Linked DNA regions of Mus musculus: all the other regions are linked to region 4. Evidence: chromatin loops called from intact Hi-C (ENCODE). Cell type or tissue: heart. All regions are shown on one strand.

The links. A loop is a pair of places that touch in the nucleus more often than their neighbours do. Peaks named below come from ENCODE experiments on the same cell type or tissue, not always from the same donor. Only the 100,000 strongest peaks of a DNase experiment are listed, where the experiment ranks them.
Region 1: a loop joins it to region 4, with 2.9 times the contacts of the local background. A loop is called at or near these places in 11 of 42 quality-filtered maps.
Region 2: it touches region 4 in a loop (9-fold over the local background); 10 of 42 quality-filtered maps call a loop at or near these places.
Region 3: it touches region 4 in a loop (2.9-fold over the local background); 12 of 42 quality-filtered maps call a loop at or near these places.

Annotation. Positions count from the first base shown.
Region 1 is chrX:47,988,281-47,996,280 of GRCm38, reverse strand. No RefSeq gene overlaps it. Among named protein-coding and RNA genes, the nearest start is that of Apln, 43 kb to the left of the region's middle. In heart, CTCF peaks have their summits at 796 and 3,480 (motif pointing left); a DNase peak (open chromatin) is centred at 3,470; H3K4me3 peaks cover 211 bases; H3K27me3 peaks cover 1,261 bases.
Region 2 is chrX:48,189,448-48,197,447 of GRCm38, reverse strand. Zdhhc9 (zinc finger, DHHC domain containing 9) reads left to right here. Exons shown (of 10, transcript NM_172465.4): 3 at 2,728-2,888; 4 at 6,069-6,227. Among named protein-coding and RNA genes, the nearest start is that of Zdhhc9, 15 kb to the left of the region's middle. In heart, no CTCF peak of the experiment used is centred here; no DNase peak of the experiment used is centred here.
Region 3 is chrX:48,204,888-48,212,887 of GRCm38, reverse strand. It overlaps Zdhhc9 (zinc finger, DHHC domain containing 9), which reads left to right and starts at 4,186. Exons shown (of 10, transcript NM_172465.4): 1 at 4,186-4,408; 2 at 5,931-6,220. The coding sequence starts at 6,054. In heart, no CTCF peak of the experiment used is centred here; a DNase peak (open chromatin) is centred at 4,147; H3K4me3 peaks cover 1,810 bases; H3K27ac peaks cover 1,290 bases; H3K27me3 peaks cover 229 bases.
Region 4 is chrX:48,253,123-48,261,122 of GRCm38, reverse strand. Utp14a (UTP14A small subunit processome component) reads right to left here and starts at 4,189. Exons shown (of 15, transcript NM_028276.1): 1 at 4,155-4,189; 2 at 2,708-2,783; 3 at 1,330-1,400; 4 at 473-537. The coding sequence starts at 4,180. It overlaps Gm39511 (a long non-coding RNA gene), which reads left to right and starts at 4,331. Exons shown (of 3, transcript XR_882302.1): 1 at 4,331-4,387; 2 at 6,506-6,590; 3 at 6,713-6,787. In heart, no CTCF peak of the experiment used is centred here; a DNase peak (open chromatin) is centred at 4,352; H3K4me3 peaks cover 2,244 bases; H3K27ac peaks cover 1,122 bases.

The DNA.
Region 1 (8,000 bases), 260 kb after region 4:
TTGATGGGAGACTGACTTCCCAGGTTTCAGAACCAAGGAATAGATGCCACCTGGTTAAGTGGTTAAGCCCCCGTTTTTTTTTTTTTTTGGCTCTTTGTTATGGCAGCCTGAGGCAGGACTCCCTGCTTTCCCAGGTCTTTTTAGCCATGGTTTGGAGTTCATGGAGGCCACTGGTTTCAGGCAGCTTCCCTAGCCGTTGTCTAACCTTTGCTACACGGTGTGAGGAATAAAGAAGCCTTTTTGGTACGCTTTGAATTCAGGATGCTTGTTATGCCCTTGACCAACTGTATACAGATGGCGGGGGGGGGGGGGAACCTACCACATCACTTCTATCCAAACAAGGTTAAGTGGTATCCACAACTCTCCCTAGGCCGGCAGGCCTCCATCACTGAGCTGGGGGGGGGTGGTGGTGGTGGTGGTGTAAGGACTCACAAGTCCTGGGAATTAAGACCTGTAAACTTGGCATCTTGACTCCCTGGATGCAGCAAACAGTGACTGTTTAAACCTCTCAAGGAATTCATCAACATTTCAAATACGGAAACAAGGGAAGCCATAGTGGGAGGCAGAGCAGTGTTTCTAGAAAAGCCCCATTCAGATGCATACGACTCCCTTAGCAGGCTCCCTGCCTTCATCTTCTGGGACCCCAAAAGCCCCTTCCTCAGGGCTAATTTTTTTTTTCAGGAGGGTGGGGAGGCTGAAAGGACAGGCCCAGGGCTTTGGAGCTGCCCTGGTCACAAAGCAGGAAGCTGACTGACTACACAGCTTGGCTCACAGTTAGGCCTCTGCTGCCCCTTGAGGAGGTCGGAATGTCCATCAAGAGTAGAAGGCCTATGCTGCTACCGGGGCTTCCCTATGACTTCTCTGTCCTTGCTGCGAATCTCTTGCCATGTCTCCTGCATGACCCTCTCTTTAGATCATTCATGGGGAAGGGCGGGGATTGAATATGGGGATCTTGTTCAAGTTCATTTTTGTGAAGACTTACTAAAGAATCTTCTCCTATCAGAAGAGGCTTTCCAAAATCTTTTCTCCATTCAAGGCTAACCTCCCGTAAGGAAATCTTTCTGTACTGCTTACTGAGCTGGTGATAACACAAGGTATAGCTGATGTCTACTGATGTTACTATGTACTATTAGTACATGGTACTGGCTCATTTTCTTCTACTCTGTCTAATCCGATCCTCTTAGTCTTAGAGGGAGGGGTGGTCATCCCCACTCTGCACCCAGGGAAACATGCTCAGAGAAGGGAAGTGACGTATCTAGACTTGCACCGGGAGCATATGGCCTAGCTGGAGAGCAAGCGCTTCTGATTCCCAGGCCTTGCTGCTACTCACTGCTCTCTCCTATTCCCAGAAGCTTCACACACACACACACACACACACACACACACACACGCCCCATCATAACCTTTCTTCAATCGCTCTGAAACAAAACCAAGATAAGACTTGAAAGGGACTTTCAATTTAAGTGTTGTATTTTCTGCAAGGGCTTTGATGGGGAGGGATGGTCGTTTTTAACTAATCAAAACTTTACCAGGTCTGGTGGTGAATGCCTTTAGTCCTAGCACCCAGGAGGCACAGGCAGGTGGATCTACATGAGTTCGAGGTCAGCCTGATCTACAAAGTGAGTTCCAGGACAGCCAGGGCTACACAGAGAAACCCCTGTCTCATAACAAAGTCAAACAACAACAACAACAACAACGAAAAACCTTACCTCTTCTTCTTTAGACAGGACTCTAGAGTTAGTATTAATTGTATACATATGCAGTGCATATATAATCTCATCTAATCATTACTACATCCCTGAGATGTGTGTGTAGTGTACAGACAAGGTAACTGAAGCTCGGAGGTTTTTGTTTTTGTTTTGACATGCAAGGAAAATGCATTTGGTGAACTAATGCAACCTGCTTTCTTCATCCCAGGACGCTTCTTACTCACTAACGGGTCCCTACTAATCCTTTCGCTTCTCCCCTGGCAATTTGGTATGCTAGGCCTTGTGATCTACAATAGCTGAGGCTAATAATGGTGCTTGCTCCTTAATCGCCAGTCTCCAGTACTGCAGTTAAGGCTCAGCACGGTGCTCAGTGGGTATTTCCCAGACAGTGTGTGAGCAGGGCTTCTGGATGCCCTGGAACTGGCAAACAGGTCTCAGAGCTTTCATTGGCTCCTCCCCTTGATACAAGTGGAAAGTTGGGGACATCCTGGCTGGCTAGACATCTGCTTGGTTTGCAGGTCTGCAGCTCCTCCTGCCTCAGTGTATATATGAGAACAAGGCGAGGGGAAACTGGCCAGGGCTGGGCACTGAGCACTGTGGTGGGGCCCGTGGACGGCATATTGTTTTCCTGCCATTAAGGAGCCACCTCAGAAGATAGCATGTCTGAGTTGTTCCATCCACGAAGAGCGGCCCTAGGGACAAAGATCTCTGGGGATCCTCTGGAAGGAAGGATGAAAATGTATAGTAGAGATGGATGCTTGTGTGCGTGCGTGTGCGTGTGCGTGTGCATGTGCGTGTGTGTTCTTCTGATTCCCCTGGATCCATCTTACCTTCTTCTAAGAATCTCTACAGACCCCTGCCTCCTCGAAGTTCCTCCAAGGCCAGGCTGGCCTAGCACTGGAGGGAAAGAAGACTAGGATATGGGTTGCCAGGTCCTTCCCAGCGTCAGGCCTACAAGGGAGGCAGGTAAGGCTTCGGGGCACTGAGTGCTCTGATGTGCACACTCGGAGCTTGGCCCTGCACCTGCTCAGGTTGCACTTTTGAGTGAGCAGGGACCCCCCCCCCCCGTTAGTTTCCTACCCCAGGGCCTCACTTGCCAGAACTCTCAGAGGCTCCATTGGGATTCCCAGTATAAAAGAACCTTTGGAGTCCTTCGGTGCTGAGGATGTAGGGATCTGCAGGCAGTCTTGCATCAGACGGGCGACTCTTGCAAAGGCACCCAGAAAGAGAAGCCTCCAATCTGTATCCCAACGTCAGGCAATTTTCTGAGTGAGAGGAAGGCCGGGCCATGACAAAGGAGATCTGGAGAGCTTGAGTCCCGCTCTACCAAAGCACCTTGATGCCTTCCCTCCATCTGCAGTTTAGGGACAGTACCTCCCTCTTAGAGCAGCAGTGAGGACACAGGGTCTTGCCTGCAGAACTCTGGACTCCAGACTTACTGCTACCACTCACTGGTTCTCTGACTTGAAGAAAATCTCCTAACCTGCGATTTGGTCCTCACAAGCCAGAGGATGCATTGCATTTCCTGGAAACAAGGAGTTAAATAGAAATAGGGAGATTTCTCTCCACTGTGTGAGCAGAGGCGATTGAACCAACTGCTTTCTTAAGGTTCCTTCCTGTTTCCTGTTTCCATGATTTAAAAACAAAGCAAAACAAAACAGCAGAAAATCTCTTTGAAACTGAAGCCTAGAGCCAAGTCAGGTTTCGGCACCATTTCCCCTTCAGCCCCGCCCACCAGACAAAACTAAGCTTATACTGCCCTCTGGTGCCCACTACTGTTACTGCACCCACTTCTACTGGCCTGTGGAGGCTTCGGCTTCAGAATCAATACTTCATTCATTCGCACCTCTTGGTTCATTCACGCCTCACAGTTTTATTGATTGCTCCACGCTGGCCAGCAGCAGTGCTGTGTGCACCGTGACAACAAAGATGAACAAGACTTAGATACTTCCTTTAAGGGCTACTCTTCTGTAGGAGAAATAGATTTTAAAATGATAATTTCATTGATGTTTATTTGTGCGTGCGTGTGTGTGTGTGTGTGTGTGTGTGTGTGTGTGTGTGTGTGTGTGTGTATGTAGTTAGTTGCGCGTGCATTTATATGCTGATACATCTCGTTGACCCACATAGGTTGCTTTAATAGGAAAATGAATGTAAAGGGCCATTTAATGCTGGGTCAGGTTGTGCTTGGCTTCAGGGAGGCAGGGATATGGAGGAGAAAAAGGAATGCTTTTCAAGCTTCATTTTAAAGATTACACTGTTGTTACCTTGTTATTCACTCAAGGTAAATTATTTTAAAATTAAATTAAAAGCTATCATACTAGTTGATGGATTTCATTATGGAATTTTCACACACACACACACACACACACACACACACACACACACACACAGTCATTATCTGTTGTTATTTTTCTCTCTCCCAAATACCCCACTCCTTTCCACCTGCCCTCCTCTTTCTGATACCCTCTTTCCCCTGGGTAGTTGTTGCCTCTTCAGTTTTTGGGTCACCTGTACCCCACTACTCTTTCTACCTTCCTCCCCTCCCTTAATACCTCATCTCTCAAGTCTCCTATGCCCGTCCTCACACACATGGGACATTTACACCTGTACTCCACATATGAGATAAAACAGAAAGGGTTTGTCTTTCTGAGTCTGGCTTGTTCTACTCAATGTAATATTCTCCAGGTCCTCTCCACTCTCTCAGATCATGATCTCAAGCTTCTTCATAGTAGAATTCTATTCTATTCTGAATAGAATTCTACTATGTCTACTGTACTATTTTTCCCATTTACATGTTGTTGGGAATTTAGACTGGTTCCATCTTCTGGATATTGTGAATGATACGGCAATAAATATGGTTGTGCAAGAATCTAAAGGATGATCACTGAGAGTCCTTTGGGCACATACTCAGGAGCGGGCTGGATTATTTTGTTGTCTTATTTTCAGTGCATGGAGGAACCTCCATACCAGTTCACACCCCACACACTATTTAAGGCTTCTCTCCCCATATTCTATCTAGGATTAAAAAAAAACCCTTAGTTTTTATTTTGTATGTATGGGTATTTACCTGCCTTTCTGCATGTGTACCGTATGCATTCCTAGTACCCGTGGAGTCTAGAGGAAGGTGTTGGATCCCTTGTAGCTGGGGTTACATAGGTGGCTGTGAACTGCCACATTGGTACCTGGTTTTCGGTAAGAACAGAGAGTGCTCTCACCACTGAGCCATGTTGCTAGCCCCAAGATTTGTTTTGTAATAGCCCCTCTAACTGGGTTGAGATGGAATCTCAAAACCAGTTTTAATTTGCACGTTCCTGATAGCTAAGGATGCGGGATACTTGTAAAACATATTTATTGGTCATTTGTATTTCTTGTTTTGAGAATTGGCTATTCATTAGTTCATTAGTGCGCATATTAATTGAGGTGAATTTGAGGGGGTTGGTGTTTACTTTATACATGCTAGATAGCCATCCCCTGTTGTCTAATGGATAGTTGGCAAAGACTTTCTCCAATCCTGACTCTGGTGATTGTTTCTTAATTTTATGCAACCCAGTTTGTCAGTTCTCCGTATTGAGTCCTGGACTATTAGTGCCCCTTAACGAAAGTCGATGCCCAAGTCCCTGTCTTTTACCTATGCTTTCCTATAGCAGTTTCAAAGTTCCAGGTCTTACGTTAAGGCCTTTTATCCACTTTGAACTTTTGTTTGTATTAGGGTGAAGGATGAGAATCTAATTTCATTCTTTTACATGTGTGACCTAGTTTCCCCAGGACCATTTGTTGAAGAAGTTGACTTTTTTTTTCCTAGTGTATGGTTTTGACACCCTTGTCAAAAATCTGGTAGCTTATAGGTGCTTTGGTTTATTTCGGGGCCAGTCTTCTGTTCTAATCCTTTGGTCTATATGTCTTTTGTTGTGTGCCAGTGGTGGTGGTTGCTGGATGGATGAGTTTGAGTTCTTCCAGTTACTGGTATATGTAAAAGCAAAGAAGCACATTTGGAGGAGTATAGGGCATTTGGTCTGTTGGGGGCATAATGTGGATTCAGGGTAACAGAATGAGATGAAGACGAGGGCCAGGAGGCATTAAGGCAGAGATAGGTCTTGTGTGTCCCGTGAGAAGCTTGGACTTGATTCCTGGGTGAGCAGGGATTTCATGGTGTTGAGTAGTAGTGACAATGGCCATGTCTGAATGTCTGTAAGTTCCTTTTGGCTGCTTTGTAAGGGATGCTGGGCTGTGAAGCTGGTCTGGTTGCTAGGTTTAGAAACAAAACAAATGGGAAAAAAAGAGAAACAAACAAAATGAAACACAGATGGTCCAGTTACATTTGAACTTTACAGAGAGAATGCTTTAAGTGTGTGACCCAAATGTAGTACAAGGTAGAAACTGATTCTATGTACCTGAGATTCAAATTCAACTAGGTGGCTTGTACTCTGTCTGTCATCCCAGTCTTAGATTTATCACAGAGAGATGATGGTTAGTGGCTTGGGCTATGATGGAGAGAGAGAGTTGAATAGAAGTGGGAAAGAACTTGGAATGACAAGGATGTGGGATCATGAAAGAGAAGGAGGTGTCAAACATGACAGTGTCCACTTTTGTCCCTTGGCAGCCTGCTGGTAAAGAGCCTAAGGTGAGATCCTTTGACTCAGCCATGCCTGGGGAAGGTGCTCCAGGCTGAATTGCTCAAACCCTTCCAAATCACTAGCCTTCTTCCACGGCTCACCTTACAAACAAAGCTACTTGTGACCAAACCCCTTCCACTCAGAGAACTGACATGGGACTGTCACAGTGTGGTTCCTCAGGATGGACATGCAGTCCCTCCAGGTGTCTAGGCTGGCCACCACAACAGATGACTGCCCAGTTCTCCAATACATTCCTGTCCCTTCTAGAGTCACAAGAAGTCAAAAAGAACCATGGATCTCCTCCACAGAGGAGATTGGGAGAATGTACCAAGAAGCAATTCTTGAGACTCAAAGAATGGGAAGTGAGAGAAAACCAGGTGGCATCAGGGGACCTTGTGGGCTGGCACTTTTGACTGGTCTCATTACCAGGGTTGTTAGGAATAAGCCAGGTTTAGCAATTTGTCTTCAATAGGCCAACTGAACAAATAAGGAATAGTGAAAATTTGCAAGAGAAAAGGGTTTTACATATGTATTCAATGCACAAGTCCTTAAAAAAAAAAAAAAAAGTCTGAGCCAGGCAGTGGTGGTGCACGCCTTTAATCCCAGCACCGGGGAGGCAGAGGCAGGCAGATTTCTGAGTTCAAGGCCAGCCTGGTCTACAGAGTGAGTTCCAGGACAGCCAGGGCTACACAGAGAACCCGTGTCATGAAACCTCCCCCAACCCCTGCAAAATAATAAAACCAGAAAAGGACAGAAAGGCCTGGTGCCTATGCCTCCCCATGTTCATCTTCTGGGTACTGTCAAGTAGATTTAAATAGAGGACTAGAGATATGGATAACTAAGCAATGCCATGGTCTCCCCCATCACTGACCCTTCATTGTCCGCATGAGCTCTACCCTGTCTCTCCTGTAAGGTGGTCTGACAGGTTGTCCAAACTGTGTGGAATCTTGGGAGCTAAGTTCCTCCTTTGGTTGCCACCATGACCTCTGCCTTTCCTTTTAGGAGCATGTATCTCCTATGGGAAACGACTTTATGGGTGCATTGTTTCAATCAACTTATAGCCAAGTTGGGAGGGTCCCAAGCTTCTCTTTAGCGTATCTTCATTCTTATCAGGATGGCTACATCCCAAAGGGGCTGCGAAAAACTTCAAAAGGAGCCCAACTCAGGAACTTCAGCATCTTCCCTTGCTTTCAGATTTCAGGGGGCAGCCAGGCTTTGAGGCAGAGGCTGAGCTAATCAGTGCACTCCTGTCTCTCCCCTGTCCCTCCCCCTGTTTCAGGTGTCACCCAACTGAGGGGACCAGCACACCCCTCTGCTTTCCATCATGGCTCAGGTTTGGGTTGGTCTTCTATTTTCCAGAGCCAAGATCTGGATTAAACACAAAGTTCATTATGTGGTGTAACTTTAAACCGTGAGTAATAACAGCCGGGACAAACTAAAGGACGTCAAGCATGTAAGGAATTGCTTTTTAAAAAATTACTTCTAATTCTTTTCAGATTGTAAGATTTGAGTGTCTACAAGGATCATCCTGCTGGCTTCGCTCTCACGTTCCCGTCTCTCTCCTTTGTCCACAGGGTCTCTAGTTGTCTAACTTGAAAAATGAAGCAGGGATCACTTCATCTTTTCTGGGATTACCTCAGTTCCTGGAGCAGCTCCACGGCCTGCAAGTTTTCCAGAA
Region 2 (8,000 bases), 64 kb after region 4:
TAATTACATGATTTTCCCCTTCCCTTTCCTCCTACCAATCCCTCCCACGAACCTCCCACTCCCTGTAGAAATATGGCCCCTTTTTCTTTAGTTTTTATTGTTAGAAACATACCCACACACCTTGTTCAGTCCTTTTAGTGTTAAGATAACCAATTAGAGGGCTCTTCCTTGGGCAATTAGAGGACTCTTCCCTGGGGCCAGGACGATTTCTCCTGCTCTTAGCATTCCTTAGTTGCCTGCAGTTCTTTGTTTATGGGTGGGGCCCCATGAGATTTCCCTCTTTCCTGTGGATTGGAGACTATTCAAGGCAGTTAGTCCTGGAGACATTGCTTCTTTGTTTTGAAGATTGATCTTATAGATGATCAATGACTAGGGAGATAGCCATTTTCTCTTACTGTAGTAATTACACTTGACTTGCTCATGAAGCATGACTTTATAATTCTCCTGTGTCCTTTGGCTCTCTGGCAAGTGGTGGTGACTTTTGTTTCTGAATTTACTTTTTGATTATGTGTTCCTGTGACGGGAGGAATGGAAAGGAGTCTACAAACTAGTAATATGCATGACCCTTAGTTACCCGGACCCCACTTGCCAGATCCTTTTGTTCTGACACGCTCCCTCCATGTCCTTTTGACTTTTAGAAGAAAACACGTTGTTAAAAAAGAAAACTTAAGACCACGAATTATATTTTAAAACGAATAGGCCATTGAAAGCATTTTTGCAGGGTTCAATACATATGCTCCCTTTCATTGTAAATACTGATTAGCCTAATATAACAGTGAGTTCCCAACCCCCTCCCTGTGCAGTTATGTTGTGGAAGGGAGGCAGGGGAGTATCTCCTGGGGCTTGTTCTACAACTGGAGCAAACATGCAGCCTGGGGTTAACCATTTGCCCTGAATAGACTGCAGCTCACTCATTTGCTGTGCTGATGAAGTAAGCTTTTTCCCTAGCTTCCTTTCTTTGCTCTCCCTCCACTCCTTGCTCATCCACTTATAGTCTGCGTCCAGTGATGATCTCTGTTTTCAAGGAGAAATGTGCCTCGGGAGGAGATAGATAAAAATAGGTCAGTGATACTGTTCAACACGTACTCTCATTCATTCCGTTTGATAGTCCGGATCAACAAGTATTTATTGATAGCTTCTTTGTTCCCTTACTTGAATGGAGAGCTAGCAGATCTAAAATCAGATGCTAATGGTAATAAAGGACATTTACTTAGTGTGTATTATGATGTATCAAGTATCCTTTTAAGTACTTTTTATACTGGTGCATCTGGTCCACACAATGACCTCATGGACTACTATTATTATCCCCATTTTACAGGTCAGCTGTCACCCAACTGGGAGTTGGTAGAACCAGAATTTGAACCTAAGGTTCCAGGAGACCAGTTTCTTGTTCTTATGAAGTCAAGTTGAGGGCGGTAAACTCAACGTACTGATAGAGAGCTGGGAAATGCTGCAGGGCCTTCATAGTGAAGCTACAGACGGGCAAGAGGACAGGGAGAATGGAATGCCACTTCTCATAGGCCTTTTGTAGGAGACAAGACTTCTTTAAGTCCCAAATTCTTCATCTATCAATAAATATAAGAGGTCCTACCTTGTAGCTTTGGTGTGAGTCTTGGATGAAATAAGGTGTTTAAAGTAGTTAACATGGTGCCTGGTAGATGGTAACTTGTAGTTGCCACAATGACAGTGATGTTTCTAGGACCTGAAAGATAAGTCCATTTGGGATATGGAGAGGAAAAGATGCATCATGAGGAAAGACAGAAATAGACATGGTGTTGGGAAGTGGTGCTAAGGAGGTTTCTTATCCCATCGTTGATGGTCATTCATCACCCACTAGCTGAGCTATTTGAGGAGACCGAATGAATGGATATTACAGACTCAATCAGCAGCCTGGAAGCTTTCCGCTGCTCTTAAAGCGTGCTGATATCCCCTCTGTGTGCCACTGTGAGCCTGTTTCCTGATTGTCCCTATTTTTTTCTCCTCGTCATCAAGCTCAGCCCTAATGCCAGATGAGTGGATGAACAGCTCTGCGTGGTCTCAGAGCAAAAGTTCCCTATAGTGCTTACAAGTCCAGGCTCTGGTACTTCTCTGTCCCCAGCCAGTGTGAACCTTTCCCGAGGCAGACACACTGTTCCTAGGGGCCTGATAAGAGGCATGAGTTATATGAGGTATGAGTTAGCTTACGTGTAAGGGAGTTCCCTAGAGATTGTTTTTGTATGCCATAGGTGACCTCAATCAATGAAGTGTGTACTGAAAATACAATGTGTTCAGAATCACATTTTTATTAACATTTTCTTCATTGATTTATTTTTTCCCTTTTTTTCCTTTTTATTAGATATTTTCTTTATTTACATTTCAAATGTTATCCCCTTTCCTAGTTTCCCCTCAGAAAATCCCCTATCCCCTCCTACCTCCCCCTGCTCCCCAACCCACCCACTTCCACTACCTGGCCCAGGCATTCCCCTATACTGGGGCATAAAACCTTCACAAGACCAAGGGCCTCTCCTCCCATTGATGACCTACTATCAGAATCACATTTTAAGTGTTTGGAATATTTAGGGGGAAGTAAATAATGTAGTATTTGCCCTGGAGATCTTCTGTTCTTGTTGTAGAGACCAGATCGATACAGTTGCAGTAGCTGGACACACACACACACACACACACACACACACACACACACACACACGCACAAACTTGACAAAATGTTGACTTGCTTCCTTTCTTCAGGTGTCGCTACCTGGCTGTTCAGCTGTCTCCTGCCATTCCTGTGTTTGCCGCTATGCTCTTTCTTTTCTCCATGGCCACGCTGTTGAGGACAAGTTTCAGTGACCCTGGAGTGATTCCTCGAGCACTACCAGATGAAGCAGCTTTCATAGAAATGGAAATAGGTGAGTCTGGGAGGCTGTTGGCAAGCTGTAACATAGAGGGTGGCCACGTTGGCTAGGGGGTAATGATAGCAGTTGTGGATTCAGTCTGCTATTCCAGTTGTTTTCTCTGAGATCCTGTGACTACCTGTGACTTCAGAAAGACGGGTACCACACGCCTGTGAAGCCACATGTGCTTTCTTGTCCCATGTGCTGGAGTTTGTTACTGAGGTATGGCTGGATTGTTGCCAAGACAATGTCTTTTCCATTTTTGAGGAGGCCATCACACATCAGTTTGCTGAGGGAAGCTGTAAACCATCTCCCCCTAAAAAGGCTCTTTTTTTTTTTTTGCATATACCTACAACTTTGGATATAGTTTCAGAATTTCATAGATCTTCTGAAGTGCATTCATGGGTCCCTGACCAAGAATTCCTGCTTTGGGGGTGGGGGCGGGTTGCACAAAGTGAGAGAGTGCCATCATGGCACCAGGAAGCACTCAGAGGAGTAAAGGGACAGATTTCAGGCTCAGAACTATACAGTCCGCAGCTCTGAGATTGGCATGTAGCACCACCAGGAGCCATATGGGCTTCACGAATTTAAACAGAACATCCAAGGTTGGAAAGGAGATATCCTGGGAGTTCCCACTGCGAAGAAGTCATTGATGCGAGCACTAGAGGCAAGCGGGGGAGGGGAGCTACTAGCTCAGCAGCAGTGGCTACATTGTTAATTAAGTGTTTCACAATTTTGTTTTGACAGTAGCTTGAGTCCATATCCAAACAAGATAAGAGTAGAAAAAAGTGACCCAGGACTTGGTCTGTCACTTCTTTGTCCCCTGGTACTGGGGATTGAGCCCAGCCCCCCACCCCACCCCCGGGCATGCTAAGCACGTGCTCTACTACTGAGCTGTATGACAAGCTCTGTGACCCAGAACTTGTCATGCTAAGCATCCATGCTAGTAGAGTGCCAGTCTGTGACTGGCTGCTAGTTCTTTGATGTTGCCCTGGAGGCTGCTACTCCTTTGTGTTTGTTTCTTTGAACTGTTTCCCCTCCATCTCACGCTTATATTTCTTTGTGGAAAAACTCAGTTTTAGTTGAGCCAAGAAGAAATCGGTTTGCACATACATGTCTTGGCTCCAACTGCATGGGGTGAGGTCAGTGTAACGATAGTGAGTATAATGTAGAGGCGAGGCTTGGTGTCATAAGATGAACCCATACACGGATGAGAAAGTAGTCTATGAAACAGTAATACAGCTAGAGAAAAAAGAAAACAGAACAAAAGAACAATTCCCCCTCTATCTTGCTCTTAAGTACTCCTTGTTCTACTCCCAGGTCTCCCCTGGTTTCTGCCGTGAACCCTGTGTTCCGTGCATGCTCCTGTACAGCACACATAAGGAAATATTAAAGTGGCATGTCAACACTTACATCATCTATGAACAGCTAGCCTGGTCTTCTCAGGCCTTGTTGCACACTGTCACTGTTTCTTCTCACAACACCTACCCCACTCTGCACGAAAAGGAAAAATGTTCCATATGGCAGATGGTTTTAAAATCAAAACCAATGCTTTTCGAATGATACTTTGTGGCAAAGGTGCAGGGAGCCCCCGCACCTCTCATATGCTGTGGATGGAGAGTCATGCCAATCCATACAGTCTGCCTGGGAAGCAGTTTGGCAATAAGCAAAATGGCATTAAGGGTTTGTACCCTTTGTCCGACTAATTAAGGACTCCTTAAGAGTGAAGTCAAGGGAATTATCAGATATTTAAAATAACCTACCATAGAAATGTTTTAGTGTGGTTTTCTTTTATGTCTTTAATACAAATACAGCCATTTTGATACAAACAAGTTACCCCCTTTAAAAAGGAATTTATCATAAAATAATTCTTATTCAGTGTATGGATGTGTGCATGCATTTGTTTTGCAGTGGTAATTGCCGGTACCACTGTGTGTATGTGTGTCTGTGTGGGTCAGAAGACATCATTCAGGAGTCGGTCCTTCCATCCAGTAGGGACCAAACAGGTCATTAGACTTGGCAGCAAATGCCTTACTCAGCCTGCTGAGCTGTCTTCGCTAGCCTTTCCTCCTTGTTGGTTTGGAAACATTTTTTTTAGAGATGCAGTTCTTTTTTATTCTCTGTGTATGGGTGTTCTGCCTGCATGTATGTAAGTGCACCATGTAAATGGAGTACCCACGGAGGCAGCAGAGGACATTGGATCCCTAGAACTGGAGTTTCAGACAGTTGTGAACTGCCCTCTGCAAGGGAAACAATTGTTCTTAACTGAGGAGCCGTCTGTCCAGGCCCTTGAAATATTCATTTAATTGGCATATATTGATTGTATATGGCACTAGGCTTCACAGGAACACTTTCCTATTAGTATATAATGTACTTTGAGCGTGTTCCTTCCCTCTCGACTTGTTTGTTTGAGGCAGAGTTTCATGTAGCCAAGGCTGGTCTCTAATGTGTATTGTACCTGAGTCTTTCCTCAAAATCCTAATCCTACTGCTTATAGCTCCCAGGAGCTCTGATCGCACACGTGCGCTGCTATTAAGAAGGACACTTTTAATTGTACTTCTCTTTGACTTTTGCTAGTAGAATTACTAGGCTATAGAGCATATACATTTAAAGTTATTGTACTTGCTAATGCGTTGTTCACTGGTAAGATAAATTTGACCTTGCTGGGTACAATGTATTAATCTTCTTTTTGATATTTGTTAATTATAGTAGGTAGAAATAGTGATTGTGTGTGTGTGTGTGTGTGTGTGTGTGTGTATTTGAGATGGGGTCTTACTATGTAGCCCTTGCTGGCCTGGAACTTGTTTTATAGACTGGGTTGGTCTGGGACTCACAGAGATCTACTTGCTTCTGCCTCCTGAGTGCTGGGATTAAAGGCATATGACCAACATGTCAAACTATGTTTTAATTTTATTAATGTGATTATTAGTCAAATAGACACTTCGATTTCACATTCTTGCCATTTTTCTTTTTAAAATTTTCAAACCAACACCCTTGAAGACACATGTACATCACAGAGTTGTATAGCATTCAGTAGATGTGTGGCAGATACCGGGTGTGGTGTGATGTTGAAATCCTAGTCTAGAAGTGTTTGCCTGGAAAAGAAGAGCCCTTACCTCTCATGGCCTGCATGTTTGGAGACTTTGGACTCAAACAAAGAATAGCAGTGAATTAAAGCTGTTTTACTGATTACAGAAGCCACCAATGGTGCCGTGCCACAGGGCCAGCGACCACCTCCTCGTATTAAGAATTTCCAGATAAACAACCAGATTGTGAAACTGAAATACTGTTATACATGCAAGATCTTCCGGCCTCCCAGGGCCTCCCATTGTAGCATCTGTGACAACTGTGTGGGTGAGTAAAACCAAGGGGACATTGCCTGTGGGATAGGCTCAGCTGAACAAAGGGTCTCACAGTGGACATTGGCTCTTGGGAAAATTCAGTGGGAATGAGAAGGGAGATTCAGATAGGAAACAAGGTATATTTAGATAGGAAGGAATCTCCTACGCAGCAGCAGATCAGCTATACTCATGGAGATATGGTCTCAACCAAAAAGTCTTTGATAAATGGAGAACAATACCTGTTTGGGAAATCTCAGTTTTCCTGTACTGGATCCAAGTTGGGTGTGGCCCACTTTACAAAGGAGGAGAACGGCATCATCCACTGGAAGGCACTTCTGAGCAATGCCTATGGCAGAAGTGGCCCTCTTTGTGTTCCCACTATGTACTAGGCATTGTGCTGAGTACTTTTCCTTTCTCTCATTCAAGGCTCATAGCAACCCCCAGAAATCAGTATCACCCCCATTTTACAGATGATGTCACTGAAGTGCCTTTGTGTAAGTTTGTGTAATTGGCATAAGATGATACTTGATTCGGTCTGATGCCCAAGCCTTTATTTATTTTTTTAATGTCTTTGCTCTTGCTACATGTGTGTAGGTGTGCATGCAGAATACAAGGTCTGTGCTTCCATCTGCACATATGGGCTTAGTTATACATACTTCCTACTTTGTGCTGAACTCCGGAGAAGATCATACACACATAATAAAGCTGCTCATTGATAGGTATATATATATGTGACACTGCTGTTATCACTGATGTAATTCTAACATTTTATATGCTGTATATCATGTCTGAGAGAGCCTTGCTTTCTTCCAACTAGCCAATTCTTCAGGCAGTAGTTGGGGGAGATGTATATTTCTTTATGTGGTCCGAATTGATACGTGGATTGGATTTTATGAATCACAACTAATTTTAAATGGACTAGGAAATGCTATTTAAATAAGATCTGATGTGAAGGTTTCATGAAGAATCCCCTCTCCTTATTAATATTCTTAAATAGGAAGAACTCACACAAGAGATAGCTCAGTGGTTAGTAATCCTGGTTGCTCTATCCAGAGGACCCGAGTTTGATTCCCAGCACCCACATGATAGCATCTGTAACTTTAGTTTCAGGGTATCTGACACCCTTTTCCAGCCTCTGTGGGTACTAGGCATGCATCGGTGCAGACATGGATGCAGCCAAACCCATACACATAAGAAAAATAATAAAATAATTATACAAGTTGATTTTTTTTGTGACAGGATCTCTCTATGTATCTCTAGGTGCCCTGAAACTTTCTGTGTAGACCAGGCTGCCCTAGAACTCACAAAGATCTGCATGTGTCTGCCTCCCAGGTGCTGGGATTAAAGGCATATGCCACCATACCCAACTTATAAATTGACTTTCTAAAAAGCACAGATGCTCTATGAAAAACACAGGCAGTGCATAAAACAGGAAATTTACTTACCAAATGACATGGAAATATGTCCACACCTACAAATAATCAGAGAAATACATATTAAAACTGGATGTTTTTTCAAAACATATTTAATTTTTTCCTGACAATTCCCATGATATATACAATATGTCTTGGTCCTATCCACCTTCAATACCCCCCCATTCCCTAGAACCTCCAACACATGCCTTTCCCACCTTCATGGCCTCTTCTTTTGATTCTTTATAACACAAAGGTCCAGTTAATGCTGTCTGTGTGTGCATGGGTGGGTGGGGGTCACTTATTATCTGGCAGCCGCACTCCTAACGAAAAATATAGCTCCCCACCCTCCAGCAGCCAGTGATTGCCAGGAG
Region 3 (8,000 bases), 48 kb after region 4:
CTGTTTTGTATGTTTGGCTTTCATGTGTGGACATCTTTAATGGTGCTGCTTACACTCAGAGAAGAGCCAACAAGCTAAGTATAGTGCTGTGAATCTGCAGGATGCTTAATGAAAGCAGTTTCCATTTCTCTTTCACCTGCTAAAATAGAGACTATGACAGCAGTGCTCAGGAGTCATGGAGAAGATGGTGCTAAAGAACAATGTTTGACTAGACTAAGGTTATTGGGCAAACTTAACCCAGTTAGAGTGAAGTGAGGGACTTGGAAACCAAGCAGCCTGTCAGATAAGAATTAAATTCAGTGGTGAATGTAGAGAGTAAGAGAACATGGTAGCACATGGATGTCATGGAGACTAACAAGTAAAGAGTGAATCTCATTCTTTTATTTTCAATAGTATTTTTAGAGATTTTTTTATTTGTTGTTGTTCCATAATGCTTTGTCTGAACCTTTTTAAATTTTTAATTAATTAATTAATTAATTATTTTTTACTTATTCACTTTACATCTCGCTCATTAACCCCCTCCCAGTCACCCGCTCCTACAACCCTTCCCTCATCCCCCCTCCTTTTCTCCTTTGAGCAGATGAGGGGAGGGGTCCCCTGGGCATCCTCTGAGCCTGGCATTTCAAGTCTTTTCGAGGCTAGGTGCTTCCTCTCCAATTGAGGCCAGACAAGGCAGCCCAGCTAGAAGACCATGTTCCACGTACAGGTCTCATTCTTCAATCTCAATTTAGTCATTTTGCTTCTATTCAGCAAAATGACTAAAAGAAGAGGGTGAGGAGATGGCAGGTTGCATATACATGACCGTGACACTTGGAGATGGATTGTGTTTCTCCTATACGTTGAATATTTAGAACACATAACCTCTAATACCCTTTATAATTCTATGAAGTAGACACAGTTGTTCCTCATTATCCAAAGGTGATTTGGTCCTTAGGATGCCCATGAATCTGAAAGTGCAGGGATGCTCAAATATCTCGTGGAGAATGGAGTAGTGCTTGCATATAGCCTTTGCAGTACTCCCATGTATTTAAAATCCAGGTTACTTATGATACTGACTGCACTGTAGATGCATATAAATGATGTTATTCTGAACTGTCTGAGACTAGGACAAGAAAAAGTGTCCACATGTTCAGTAGAGGTATTATTTTTTTTCTGAAACTTTAAAAGTCTATTGTTGTGTGATATGGAGGGCTATCTGTAGTAGCTCTGTTTTACATATGAGAAAATAAGCACAGAATACATAAATTGCTTGCCAACAGTTACCTCAGATATTAAGTAGCCCAAATTTGAACCTGGTTCTGCCTGGTCATAAATAAGACTTATGTATTTTCTCTACAGAACCTCATCCTTCTTATCATTCCAGGTCCCACAGACTCAGATCTTGCTTAGGAGCTGTAGTTCATCTTGTGTGGGCAGGACATTCATGCTTTGTTTACTCTTATTTATTTATAGCCAGAGAGTAGGGAGGGGAATGTAAGTCAGGCAAGTGGGGTGAGAAGAGGCACGTGTGCATTGGGTTGGGTGTGAGTGTTAAGGGTAGAGAGAAAAATGGAGCCACCATGAGGTCAAATGTGACCTAGGGTCTAATTTGACATGTCTGTTCTTGGCTGTGATTCTGGAATGACATTGACAGGCAGTGTCCGATCCAGTAGTGGCATTTGGGATCTTAACCCATTCAATATTACCTTACACTTATACATGCATGCACAAACGCACACACATGCCATAAACATGAAGACAAATCCTTTAAAAAATAGCATGCCAGAACATACATCACTAAGCCATGAGCTGTCTTATAAAATGGAAGGCTGCCCCTAGATTCTAGTGGTGTTTCTAGTGCTCCTTGGATGCTAGTGGTGTTTCTAGTGCACCTTCCCTTCAAAAGACCTAACAAGGATTTGGATGCATAAAGTAGGGAAGTTTGTGGAAAATAGCAAAGGGAAGAAAAAGAAAAGAGGAAAGGAAAACCAACTCGCAGTCTATAGTTTTTTATTAAGAATTAAAGGATTTTTGTAAAATGATTTAATTGTGTAGGAAGATGTGCTATGAAATGCTTATCCATATAGAATTTCTTGAATTTTCTTTCAGTAGTGAGCAAGACTAGCAACAAATTGTAATAAAACAAGCCTGATTTACAAAACTACTTAATCCCAGAGGGAATGTGACCCAGGCCAGGGAAGGGCAGAGCTCAGGAATGCATTGCCCTGTTATGCTCATTCCAGAACTTCCTAGGCTTCACCTGCATCTGAGCGGTGATCAAAGCATGTTTTGCTTTGGTCACTTCATTTTGATTGCTCTACACTCACAAGAATGGCAGCCAGGCTGAGCATGCGATTCCTAAGGGCATCTCATGTGCACAGGCTTTGGAATTCAGAGAGCTGATAGGGCCATGAGAAATTCCTGTCCTTTCCATGCCAAGTGTGTACTAATACTGGTAGCCTCCAGGAATTGGAGGCAATAATGCTGGTCATAGGCTTCATAAGAAATAACCCGATGATTATAGTCAGCATGAGCACTCAGGAACAATGGGAGCTTTATGAAGACACACTTTCAACTACAAATTAGTTATAACACATTTCTCTTGTAAGACAATTGGGTCACGGTTTTTAATTCCTTTAAATTTTTTGGTGGAAAGATATCATAAATGTTTTAAGAATAATCATTATAAAGAATTTTGTTTTAATATTATATGGGAGCAAAATACTATAAAAGAATAATAATTCTTTTTTTTTTTTAAAGATTTATTTATTTATTATATGTAAGTACACTGTAGCTGTCTTCAGACACTCCAGAAGAGGGCGTCAGATCTCATTACGGATGGTTGTGAGCCACCATGTGGTTGCTGGGATTTGAACTTTGGACCTTCGGAAGAACAATCGGGTGCTCTTACCCACTGAGCCATCTCACCAGCCCAAGAATAATAATTCTTGACCATGTATGTGGTCTCTCATTAAAACTACCACAAAGCTGCCTTTGGGAGAGCATTGGCAGTCACTTCTGAACTAATTCCAACTATTATTGGAAACCCTAGGAAAACTTTGGTCAAGCTCTAGGAAACCTGGGTTGATAACATAGTGTGGTAGGTAAGGAGAGGTCACTTTTAAACATCCCTCATATTATTTGGAAGGTAAGAACCAGTCATACTGGTGGAAACAGATCTGGTGCCTTGTAACATCCACCCTATAATATAATATAATATAATATAATATAATATAATATAATAGTGTGATTCTCAACTGTTTTCCCCACTCCAGTCTCAATTTTCTAAATGGTGTTACTAGCCGTTGATAGCAGAGGCTCAGTAACAGTAACTAACTGCCAGGAGGCACCAGAAGGAAAGAATCAATCTGGTTGATGTATGAAAATTCTGCCTTGGATGCCCCTCCCTTTGTTATCATAATATCTCCAGTTCTTTTGTTTTGTGCATTTGAACCAGGATCTTTCTATGTAGCCCTGGCTGGCATGGAACTCAAATGTCAGACCAGGGTGGCTTCAAATCTTCTTGCCTTAGCTTCACCACACCCAACAAGATCTCAAATTCTAATAGAAAATAGAAATTAACTACCTTTTGGCAATCTTTGCATCATTATCTACCTGGAAATATTTATGTTGTCTCAGTGGAGTTCCTCCAACTTCCTTAATGTCAATGACTTGTTTTCAATATCACAAAATGACATTCTCAGATATGGTTATCTCTTTTCATATTCTTTTTCTGTTCTGAAAGCCCTCGAGATTGCGTGGGAGTCCGAGGCTTCTGAATGGGACTTAGGCGGCAGAGAATGTAACGTTAAGATGCCCACGAACAGACCTTGGTCAATTTAAAGGCAAACGGCAGTGGAGAGGCCCAGGGTAAGACGGAATTCAGGGTTAGAGTCCGGATTTGTGAGCTAGTGTTGCTTCAGTGTGTTTGTGGGGAGGCTGCTCTTGGCTCCTCCCTTGTCCGGTCCACACCACCTTACGCCTCCGCTTTTGCGTAACTATATTAATAGACGAGAACACTTCGCGTCCTGGTGCTCAGACCCCAGAGAGAAGCTGGCTGGAGCTTGGCAGGTGGGCTTGTAGCAAGGAGATGGGTGGGGGGAGTGGGCGGAGGGATTCTGGAGTGACGTTCGAAGTAGCCAATGGTAGTACGCGTTGGGGGCGGGATGGAGACATTGTGATCGTTTAGCCAATGGAGGACGAGCAACTACTGGAGCGACCTGGTGACGTGAGGAGCGTTCCATTCCGCCAGCGGTGGGCGGTTGCCACAGCTGGTTTAGGGCCCCGACTATTGGGGCCCCTTGTCAGGAGGAGGCACCCTCCCTGTCAGGGAGAAGTCGCTACCACCTCTGGCTGCTGACGAGATCCCCCGGGACAGTGTGCACTTTCTGCCCCCAGTTGCCGGCCGAGTTCAGTGTCCCTTGTTCAGGTAACAAGGGGTGGGGGTGGGGGTCTCCGGGGCTCGGCTCTCTGGAGGGCTGCATCCCCCTTCAGCTCCGCCGGGACCCAGGGACGTTGGCACCGCCCTGCTCAGCTCGCCAGCCACGGAGCCCCTGGCCGGGGGTGACTACACGTGGCGGGGCGTGTGTGAGTGTGTACGAGCGTGTGGACGCGTGTGCGTGTGGATGTGGCGCGCGTCCCAGCCAGCCTGGGGCGGTGGTCGGCTGCGTGGCGGAGGCAGGGCGGGCCTCCTGAGGACGAGCCCGCTGCACAGCCCTGGCTTCTGGCGCTAAGCTGCTGAACCAGGTCGCTGCTTTCTGACGGATTTTAATTTTCCTTCTCCCAGGTTGGGTCCCCCTTCCTAGTCTGTGTTCTTCTGCTGGGTCAGTTTATGGAGGCGGGGGGAGGGGGGAGATTGTTTTCCAGGTTAGTTTTACACAAAGGAAGTGATCTTTGCACCTCTGGGGCCCCCTCCCCTTTCCCAAGCCTTACACCTTTCCATCTTGTTGCTAGGCTCTTAGTCCCCTTTTGGACCTTTGCCCTCTCTAGCTCGGGAATGCTCTCTGGCTGGTTGTTTCTTGCTCATCGGGCTGCAGGCTTCCGCCTCATTCTTGCCAGCATGGGGCATGTGGTGCCAGTAAGTAGAGGACACAGCCCAGCACCTGAGAGAAGAGGAGGATGACAGTGGCTGGGAAAGGCGAGGCCCGGAAATCCAGGATGCTGAATGGAGCTATGATACTGGTGAAATGTCCTAGAAAGCCCCCAAGGGACTTTTCTTAGCTGCTGCCACCGCCCTCAGCCACCCCCAACCCCAGCATCAGTTGCCAACCATCCCAGGATCTCTCCTGTTTAAGGAAGCCTTTTTATCTACAATATGATGTGGGCTCACAAATGTTAAACTAGACCAGCCAGAAGATTTCATTTCGGACTCCAGAAGTTACAGAAGGTTTGATTAGGGGAAATCTGTTTTGTGGAAATACAATGTGTGTATGCTTCCAGAATGCCCTGAACAGCTTACCCCAGCCAGAGGGTTACTTGTTCCTTCCTGTGAGTAATATTTGAATATTGAAGAAAGAAGGAGAGGTAGAGGAGGTATGGGAAGGGCTACTTAGGGACAAAGGACAACAACAACAACAACAAACATTATTTTTATAGATATCTTTCTTTAGGTGACTAAAGAACATGGTGGTACAGTAGAAAGTACAAAGGGTGGCTACTTCCAGAATTCCTACTTATTTCCAAGACTCATATCATCATAGCTCATCAAAATCACCAGCATGGGTTTAGAAACAGGATTGATTAAGAAATATCAGTCCCCTCCCCCTCTGGAGAACTGGTTTGTTTGTTTGTTTGTTTGTTTTCCTCCTTAGAGACCAAACAGAGATCAGAAATAAAATTTTCAAACTTTCCTGCTCTTTCAAGCAGTGCTCATCTTTCTGTCTTTGGGAAATGAGGGTTCAGTTGTATTTTGTCACTCTTGTCTCAACACCTTACCCCTTTCTTTTTCTTAGGGCTCTTGATAATGTTTGACCCAGTGGCAACACTAGTAGACGACCTGATTTTAAAGCTGACCTCAGCCTCTGCATCTTCTCTCGAGTAGTCCCAAAGCCCATCTTGGACCAGGAACTGTAATCATGTCTGTGATGGTGGTAAGAAAGAAGGTGACACGGAAATGGGAGAAACTCCCAGGCAGGAACACCTTCTGCTGTGATGGCCGCGTCATGATGGCCCGGCAAAAGGGCATCTTCTACCTGACCCTCTTCCTCATCCTGGGGACATGTACACTCTTCTTTGCCTTCGAGTGAGTTTTCATTGAACACAATTGTCTCCTTATGGTTAATTTGGGTCCAAGGAATGACAGTACCTCCTGGGCATTTGTGGTGGTTCTTGCATGATTTTACTCTTCTGTTGAACGATATCTATAGGTTGTGTTTAATTGAATTCACTACTTTGTGGTTATAGTAGAATATGCACTTCCTAAAAAGGCCAAGAATTTTAATATCAATTTCATAGTCCTGATGTGGGGATATTCCTGACAAAGTTTGTCATAAAAATTCACGTCCTTTCACTGACAGTAACTTAATGATAAATGACTTCTTTTCAACCCTTCCCAACTCTGGGAGTAACCCTTGTTGTTATAACACCCCTCACCAATATCCACTTCATCTGCTATTCAGGGTACCATTTCTGTAAGCCCTAGTTCTTACCTAGCTGTTCATTTGAAAACCAAACTGAGTTGAGAACCTGAAGATTGGTCCCAGCATCAGCTGTACCACAAGGGAGCTGTGGGAACGCCATATAGGTGCTTTTGAAATGTGGGTTGTTCTTTCTTTCCAAAATCACTCAGCATCCCAAGGCTACATAGAGAAACTCTGTCTCAAAAAAAAAAAAACAAAACAAAACAAAAAACCACTGAGTATAAAAAAAATTATAAATGTTCTGTGTAAGCCTGATGCTAGCTTTGGGGTTACTTTTTTATGCAATGTTGTACCTAGTACTAGAGATACTGTTTGAAGCCTGTGTAGGTCACTGCTCCAGGGAGGTGGCCAGTTGGAGTCTAGTGTACTGTGTACTGTGGCATGATTACTGCATACGCAGAGAATGATTCCAGGCTCCAGGGATGGGAGCAGTGCTAATTGTTTTGGGATTACTGTATTAAGGAGGACCTTGAGGAAACAAGAGGTGTATGTGTGTCTACTGAGGCCACACCTGATGTGAGCCTGCCATGGGTGACCTGGAAACAGATTTCTCATCCTGGGGTGTGGTTGGCAGATGCCAGGGGGTGCTCCTCAACCAAATGGAGCTGCAGCCCCCTGGGACTCACTTTTGCCTTTCTCTAAGGGCTCCAGGCTTTCGCTGTGCATCTCAGTGTGATTTGGAGGCTACTTTGCCAGCCTTTCTATGGTTGCGGCTGGCTTGAGGAACAGCAGTGGGAACAGTGTTATAATGCTCTATAACAGCGCTGGTAAAATAAGATCAAATGAACTCTTAGCTAAAGGTCCTTTTGTTGTTATTGCCTCTGACTTTGTGGACGTTTTCTGTGAAGTTAGGCAGGTTGCTGAAGGCTTCTTACCTCTTTTCATTCTGAGTTTTATAGCTCAGTGTGTGTGTGTGTGTGTGTGTGTGTGTGCATGCACCATGTGCTTCCGTGTGGTACAAGTGAGCATGTGCAGCCAGCCAGGCAGGGTTATGCATAACACAAAACAGTTTGCTTTCCTTCAGCTCCCACTTTCCATGTTTCTCCTGCTTCGTTTCTGCTTTTCTTCTTGATGAGAGCACACATTGAATTCTGATGTCAGTTTCTGTCTTTTTTGTTCCTTTGGTTCCATCTATCTCTGCCATTAGATGCTTATGATTGGAATTTCTCATGACAGAGATGAGACTTGTTTCCAGGCTATGGCTGAGTTGGTAGTTCTGGGTCCAGAAAATCTCTGCTTTGGTCAGAGAAACATGGGGTATAGAGCTGTGGCTTTTTTGGCCTTTTTTTTTTTTTCCTGTACCTGGAAGGCTTAAAGAGACTGTGACTTGGATCTGTTCCACTTAGGCCCCTGAAGGCCTCTGAAGAAAACTGCCCATGGGAT
Region 4 (8,000 bases):
GTGTTGGGGGAAAGCTTTTCTACACAAAAATTGATTTCCTCAAGTTCCAGTGGAATACCTGCAGTTCTAACTCAGGCATCACGAGAGAACTGATATACAAACACAACTATGAACACTAAAGAGCTATACATATACAACAGCTAAGCTGGTACAAGGAAGCTACCATCACTTTATATAGCACATACACTTAATCCCAGTGCTTGGGAGGCAGAGGCAGGCGGACCTCTGTGAGTTCAAGGACAGCCTGGTCTACAGAGTGAGTTCCAGGACAGCCAGGGTCACAAACACTGTGTCTCCAAAATGAAAGGAAGAAAGAAAGAAAAAAAATTCAAGTCACTTTATGCAATAAGCATTTTACTGAGCTCCGCAGGAGGTACTGATCTTAGCATGCTTCATGAGACTACCCTTAACCCATTCTCACAGGTAAATATTTATGGTTTCATGCATAAATACCTTTTTAAAACTTACTTACCTTCAGAACTAACATTAAACTCAGACACTTTTAGACCAGCCTCAGATCTCTCAGGCAATTTCCACCTGAAATTAGGGGAGAAATGATATCATAGAAATAAACACATTTACAAGGGGAACACTAACACTTTCATTACTATGTTTCTAAGGTGCTGGAATCTAGGGTTTCATATATGCTATGCTGGTGCAGTACTAGTGAGCTACACCTTTAAGTACAACATTTCTTTTTTCAAAGGCAGCTTTGCCTTTATAGCCCCGCCCCCAACGGTCTGCTTTTGTCACTGAGCAACCAAACTATTCCTAAACATTATAACCTGATCCATATCTCATCTTTTAATATAGATTCAGCCCTTGAAAAATACAATGTTGTACAAGGAAAAGATCTAAGCACGACTGGATTTGAACCCAGGACTTGTGACTTACAAATGATTGACCATGGAGATAAAATTTAATTCCCTTCTTTAATGGGGTTAGTATGGATTCAGTGCTTCAAAAGACTATAGGTAAATTAAAGCTCCCAAAGTGAAATGTTCTAATATAATTATAGCGATAAGGAAAGTAGCCAACAATCATATAGTTTTTTTTTTTTAAACTATACGCTACACACAGGTGCTAGGATTGTTACAAGAGACAATAAAAGTCTCAGAAACAGCCAGTTATAGTCAGCAAGACGGCATAAGAGGTAAAGGCCATTGCTGCCAAGCAAAACTATTTGAGTTTGATCCTCCACATGGTGGAAAGAACGAACGTCTACACGTTGCCCTGTCATGTCCACTTGTGCTACAGAGCATATGTATACCCACACACAGAAAGAAAGAGCGAGCTAATTATAAGATACCCAACTCACTGGGCCCTTACCTATTTTTTCCACTAAGGGAACCAATTGCTTCCAGAAGTTTTTGATGCTTTCTTTCTCCATCACTGTCCCCCTAGACACAGAAAAGGAAACTCCATCAGGGCAATGAAAGGAGGGAAGAGACAACTTGGAAACAAGTCCATATAAAAATGTTGGTTCTGGTTGGTAGAGAAGAGGGGAATCCGATGAGATATTGTATGTAAACACCCTAATTACAAAGCTGGAATTGGAATTAGGAATTGTTTCAGAATCCAAACATGATCTTCACAAGCAATGTGAATCCTTGGTAACTTGGGAGCTAATGCCCTGATTTATTTTTTGAAGATTTATTTATTTATTTTATGTGAGTACACTGTAGCTGTACAGATGGTTGTGAGCTTTCATGTGGTTGTTGGGAATTAAATTTTTAGGACATCTGCTCGCTCTGGTCGGCCCCCACTCACTCTGGTCAACTCTGCTCACTCAGTCCCTGCTTGCTCCGGCCCAAAGATTTATTTATTATTACACATAAGTACACTGTAGCTGACTTCAGATGCACCAGAAGAGGGTGTCAGACCTCATTATGGGTGGTTGTGAGCCATCATGTAGTTGCTGGGATTTGAACTCGGGACCTTCAGAAGAGAAGTCAGTGCTCTTACCCATTAAGCCAGCTCACCAGCCCTAATATCCCAGCTAAACAGCTAAAAATACTGTTTTTACAAAAAGTGTTTCTTAGCTGGGCAGTGGTGGCGCACGCCTTCGATCCAAGCACTTGGGAGGCAGAGGCAGGCAGATTTCTGAGTTCAAGGCCAGCCTGGTCTACAAAGTGAGTTCTTGGACAGCCAGGGTTATACAGAGAAACCCTGTCTCGAAAAGCCAAAAAAAAAAAAAAAAAAAAAAAAAAAAAAAAAAGATACAAAAAGTGTTTTTCATACAGAAACACTGAAAAATAGTTCAATTCATAGCCACAGTTATCGAAGTGTTTCCCCTCCCCCCAGGAGAAAACTCCCACTACCCTTTTTGAGACAGGGTCTCACTATGTAACCCTGGTTAGTCTGGAACTTGCCTTTTAGACCAGGCTGGCCTCAAAATCATAGAGAGCTACCAGGCTCTGCTTCCCATGTGTTGGTATTAAAATAGTTCACAGAGAAAGAGGAAAAACAATGTAAGTAGTTTTGTCAGGGGAATAGGTTTAAAATTCAGATAGCATCAGATCAAGTTCCAGGATAGCCAGAGCTGTATAACCCTGCCTTGAAAACCAGAAAAAAAAAAAAAAAAAAAAGATAGCATATGTTAGAGTTTTAGTAACCTTCTTTACACGCACACATTTTTATTCCCCTTTCCTCTCCAGGAGTGTTTTGTTCACCCTAATTTTGAATCCGTTCAACAGCTGTCACCTACCTCATCTTCACTGGCACTCAAGGGGTAGTTGCTTGTCAAATCCATTAGATCATCCTGCTGGCTCAAAGCCAGAAGGCTGTTTTAAAAAGGCAACACAGAAACATTAGCACATGAAATAACTCTTCTTTTAAACCAGCAGTTCTCAACCTGTGGGTCAAAACCCACAGGGGTGTGTGTGTGTGTGGGGGGGGCAAAAGGTCCATTCCCATGGGTCATGTGTCAGATATCCCGCATTTCAGACATTATTCATGTTACAATTCATAACAGTAGCAAAAGTGCAGTTATGAAGAAGCAAGGAAAGTAATTTTATGGTTTATGTTTTGGGAGGTGGTCATGAACCCCAGAACATGAGGAACTGTAGTAAAGGGTTGAGCAGCACTAGGAAGGTGGAGAACTATTGATCTAAACAAATATCTGTTTGCTCAGTTCTGAGTATTCTTATCTGAGAAGAGGTGCAAAAAAACAAAACAGAAGGTAATTAGTTAAAGTGTTTTTAGAAGGGGGTCAGGCATCACTTCCAAGATGACAATATCGGCATGGGAAAGACAACACTGGTTAGTGGCTGACCCTGCACTTCTGTTACTTACTATGCTTCAATTTCCCACTGACGCTACTGCTGTCTTTTGAGGCAAAGGCAGTTTCCTATTAACTATTTAAACGTGTATTTTATTTTATTTTTTGAGACAAGAGTTGTTCGGTGTAACCTTAGCTGTCCTGGAACTCGCTTTGTAGACCAGCCTGACCTCACACTTGGAGATTGGCTTGCTTTTACCTCCCAAGTGCTGAGATTAAAGGCGTGTGCCGCCACCAACTGGGAAACCTTTTAAACATTCGAAAACATTCTATTAATGCTTCTATGGATCTCCCACCGGTCAGGTGCCTTGATTAAGTGCAACTTATTAAAAATGTAATCTTGATAATTTGTTCGCATAACTGAGGACGTAGGGTAATGGTTGAAACCAACTGTATAAATGGGTGTTTAAGGTGATTAGAATTTAGGAAAAACCTACTATTACTTAACAGTGGATCTCGGTATTTACTAAGCAAACATTACCAAAGCGACTACATTTAGATTTTTCTAACGTTGAGGGGTAACATGAAATACCTGTTAGGTCTGGCACAACTTGGCACTCTCACAGACGGCGCATGTTGCGCGTGGCAGAGGCAGAAAATGCGCACGTGACAAATAAAGGGAAATCAATAGTAACTTTGCCAAGAGTCGGACGACCATCAGACCTAACAGCGATGCAACTTAAGAGCCGAGAAACTGAGGAGCAAAGCCAATTTAAATTAAGGGACTTTAGGATTCCTAGCCGATACATTAACTACTGGCAGGGTTTGGGGAGGCGAATCTCTAACAAACAGCAGTTCGGCTTCCACTTCCCTAAATACAGGAAATTCAGCCCTCAAAAATACCCGGGAATCTCCTTTCCCTTTTACGTCTTACCCCTTCGTAGCTTTGATAGAGTTCATCGCTGTCGCCGGTAACTCACATGGGTCAGGAACGGAAACCAAAGAGAGAGCAAGCTCCTTGCCTGCCGCAAAGCAAATTTTGCTTCCGCTAATCACGCGCGACAACGCGCGTCATTTCCGCCCAGGGGGAGGCTTGCAAAGTATTGTAGGCGCTCCAGGATTGGTCGATGGAAAAGCCGGCTGCCTGCCAGTTGGTCCGCACTGCCGGTGGGTGGGACTTGCCGGTCCCCATTCTTCTGAGAGGTTTTTATTTAGGTTGGCGGTATTGGTTCCCTGGCATTCGGTTTTCTTGCGGTCCGAGATTAGTGTGGTGAGGGCGAGGGTGCTGCGCTGTCAGGGACGGAGCTAAAACCAAAACCAATCAAACCAAAACAAAGCCTCCAGGGCCAGGCCCCGTTGGACTCTGTCGCACAGCTCTGGACTGGCCAGCCCCAGACTGTGTTGGACTCCTGCCAGATCAAGGGGACGGGAACGTAGCAAGTTTCTATCCATCTGAAGAGAAATTCTTTTTGAGCCGGTGTACCTGTGATTACAGCTCATTGTCCCCTTTTCCTATACAAGAAAATGTCACTCGAGAATGTGTTATGAGGCAGAAAGATCTCTTCTTGCTCCATCCGGTGCAACATAGTAGGACCCATACACACATGCACGCACACACAATCTTATTTTATCCGGTCCATAGCTCACTAGTAAACTGCTTGCAGCACAGGCATGAGGCTGCAGTTTCTCAACTCTTGCTTTTTTTTTTTTTTTTTTTTTTTTCTTGTTTGAGACAGGCTAGCCTTAAATTGGTGATCCTCTTGCTTTAGCACCCGACCTGCTGAGATTACATGCTTTTGTGGTACCACGTCTGGCATAATTTGTAAATAATAAACCTATCTATGTGTGTGAGTGCATTTGCGTGTGCGTGCGCGTGTGTGTGTGCGCGCGCGTGTGTACGCATGCCATTGCACACGCGGAAATCAGGACAACCTGTAGGAATTCCTTTCACCATCTGGCTGCAGGGGATTAAATTTAGGTTGTCAGGGTTGGGGGGAGGGTGTCAAATGCTTTTGACCAGCCTGAGACTTCTTGCATAAAAACATTATTGCCATTTCTTTTAGGTCATTTCCATTTTGTTTTCTCCAACGGTTGCACTGAAATTTCTTATGGTAATCGGCAATGCTCTAAAATTCTTAAATAAAATAATACTTTCTAGTCTTTGTGGTCCCAGAATTGAATATGGGATTTGATAGTTGTTTTTGTTTTTCATTATTCATTCAGTAAAATTTTTTTAATCATTGACTATGTGCCAGGTTTTTAGGAGTTATTGATACATTGTTGAACAAAGCAGATATTTTCTATGGTTTCATAGACACAATTTTCCAGTGGGCTTAAGGACAATTTTTTAAAAATTATTTATTTTTACTTTACATCCTGCTCACTGCTCCCCTCCCAGTCAATTTTAAATGTTGCTAAAACTCTAGCCCAGAGTTCCCTGACTGCTCTCTCCTGGTATCCTCTATGATGGTAGCTCTATGACCATCTTCTTCCATTTTCTTTCTTTCTTTTTTGTTTTTTTTGTTTTGTTTTTTGTTTTTTTGTTTTTCAAGACAGGGTTTCTCTGTGTAGCCCTGGCTGTCCTGGCACTCACTTTGTAGACCAGGCTGGCCTCGAACTCAGAAATCCGCCTGCCTCTGCCTCCCGAGTACTGGGATTAAATGTGTGCGCCACCACACCCGGCTCTTCTTCCATTTTCTTTGTTGTGTGCTTCTAATAAACTTATGCCCTAAGTGATGCTATTCCCTAGAAGCTTACTCTTGGCCCTCTATGTTTGTTCCCTATGTTCTCCCTGGGGCAAATTGCTTTTAAAACTGATATATGAACTTGAAAATCTACACTTCTAGCTTATATGTCTTTCTTAAACTATAGATTACTATCTCTGGGTGCCTTCTTTGTTCCCACAAGTACAACAGAGATGACCTTTTCCACCAGAGTTCTCTTGTATTCTTTGTTTCTGTAATTGATCAATAAATCATCCAATCAAGTTAGATATATGAGAGTCATCTTAGACTCACCATTCCTCAGCTATTCCCCACCTCTTTTACATCCTGACTCTATCAAATACCTCCCCACCTTTCTGTCATGATTGCCTTTCTATTAACTTAGATTCTTGCCCTTTCAGATCTGTGGTATTGCAGAAATCTTATAGAAAAGGAACATTGTAGCATTTTGAATATGAGTTTTGAAGCCAGATTATATGTGTTTGAAACATAGTTCTTCTTATTATTATTAACTTGATAATTACCTTTTAACATATTCAAAAAGTTGTTTTGTGTTTCTTAGGGGTACACATGGCATGCTGTGTATAGAAGTCAGAAGACAGTTTGTGGGAGTCAGCTCCCATATAGGTTTCAGGGACTAAACTCAGGTCAGTCTTGGAGGCAAGCACCTTTACCTCATTATTTTCCTCTAAGATTGGTAATTCTTAAGTCATTTATTCCCTCTGTGTCTTTGGGTTTTTTTTTAAATCTTTAAAATTGGATAATAAAGCCAGGTATGCATCAGTGGAAAATGACTGTATTAGTAGAAGAAAGAAGAGACCAGGAGTTGAACCTCATCCTCGCCTACACAGTGAGTTTTGTGGTCAGCCTGAGTTACAGGAGACCATTTCTCAAAAAAGAGGGATAATACTACATTGAGCAGTTGTGAGAACTAAATAAATTAATATGTAGAAGAAACAGTAAAATAATTGGAAACCTCTCAGAGTAGCCAGTCATACATCAAAGGCTCAATAATTGTTAACTGTAATAATGACAGTTGTTTCAACCAGTTTTTCAGTAGTTAGTCTCTCCATCCAATTATGTAATTAGACCATATCATGCCCCTACATAAAAGATGCAAAGAGACTATTATTAAGAAGATAAAATAAAATACAAGGTTAGTCTACTCTCTTTGAAAAATTTTTCCACTTCCCTAAGACACTTCAAATTATATTTTTATGAATAAATGATGTTTTAATCTTTTCCATACAATATCAATAAGAGTATTTTAGAAAAACATTGATTTCTTTTTTTTTTTTTTTTTTTTTTTGAGACAGGGTTTTCCTGTGTAGCTCTGTAGCCCAGCTGGCTTCAAACTACTTGCCTGTGCCTGCCAAATGCTGAGACTAAAGGTGTGGACCACCACACCCAGTCCTTCCAGTTCCCTCTAATGTAGAACTATAGGAATGTCAATGACATATTGAAGCTGAAACGTAACAGATAAGAAGGAACCAGTTTTGCAAAGAACTGGGCAAGAATGATCAGGGCAGAATGATCAGGTCATAGTCAACAACGTATTTACAGTCTCTCAGGGTTGGGAAGGCCTTACAATATTTTAGAAACAGAAAGGCCAGTGTGGCTGGATCACAGTGAGTAATAAGGTAATAACAGACTAGAGAGATAGAGCTGAGATCATATGGGTCCTCATGGATAATGGAAGAGTTTAAATTTTACTCTAAGTAAAATGAGTCACAAATATGTAGTTATGTAGATGAGTGACATTTTGCGTTTTATAAATATTTTTCCTGCTGTGTGGAGAATGGATTAAAGATGGGCAGGAGCAGAAACAGAAACCAAGCTGGGTGTGGTTGCTGCATGCCTTTAATGCCAGCACTATGGAGGCAGAAGCAGGTGGGTATGTGCGACTTTGAGACCAACCTGATCTAAAGCCAGTTGCAGAACAGCCAAGGCTCTGTTACACAAAAACCCTGTCTTGAAAGACCAAACCCACCAAACAAAAAGAAGCAAGAGGACACCCATTGTGTACTCAGCAAGAGAAGATGATGGTTTGGAATAAG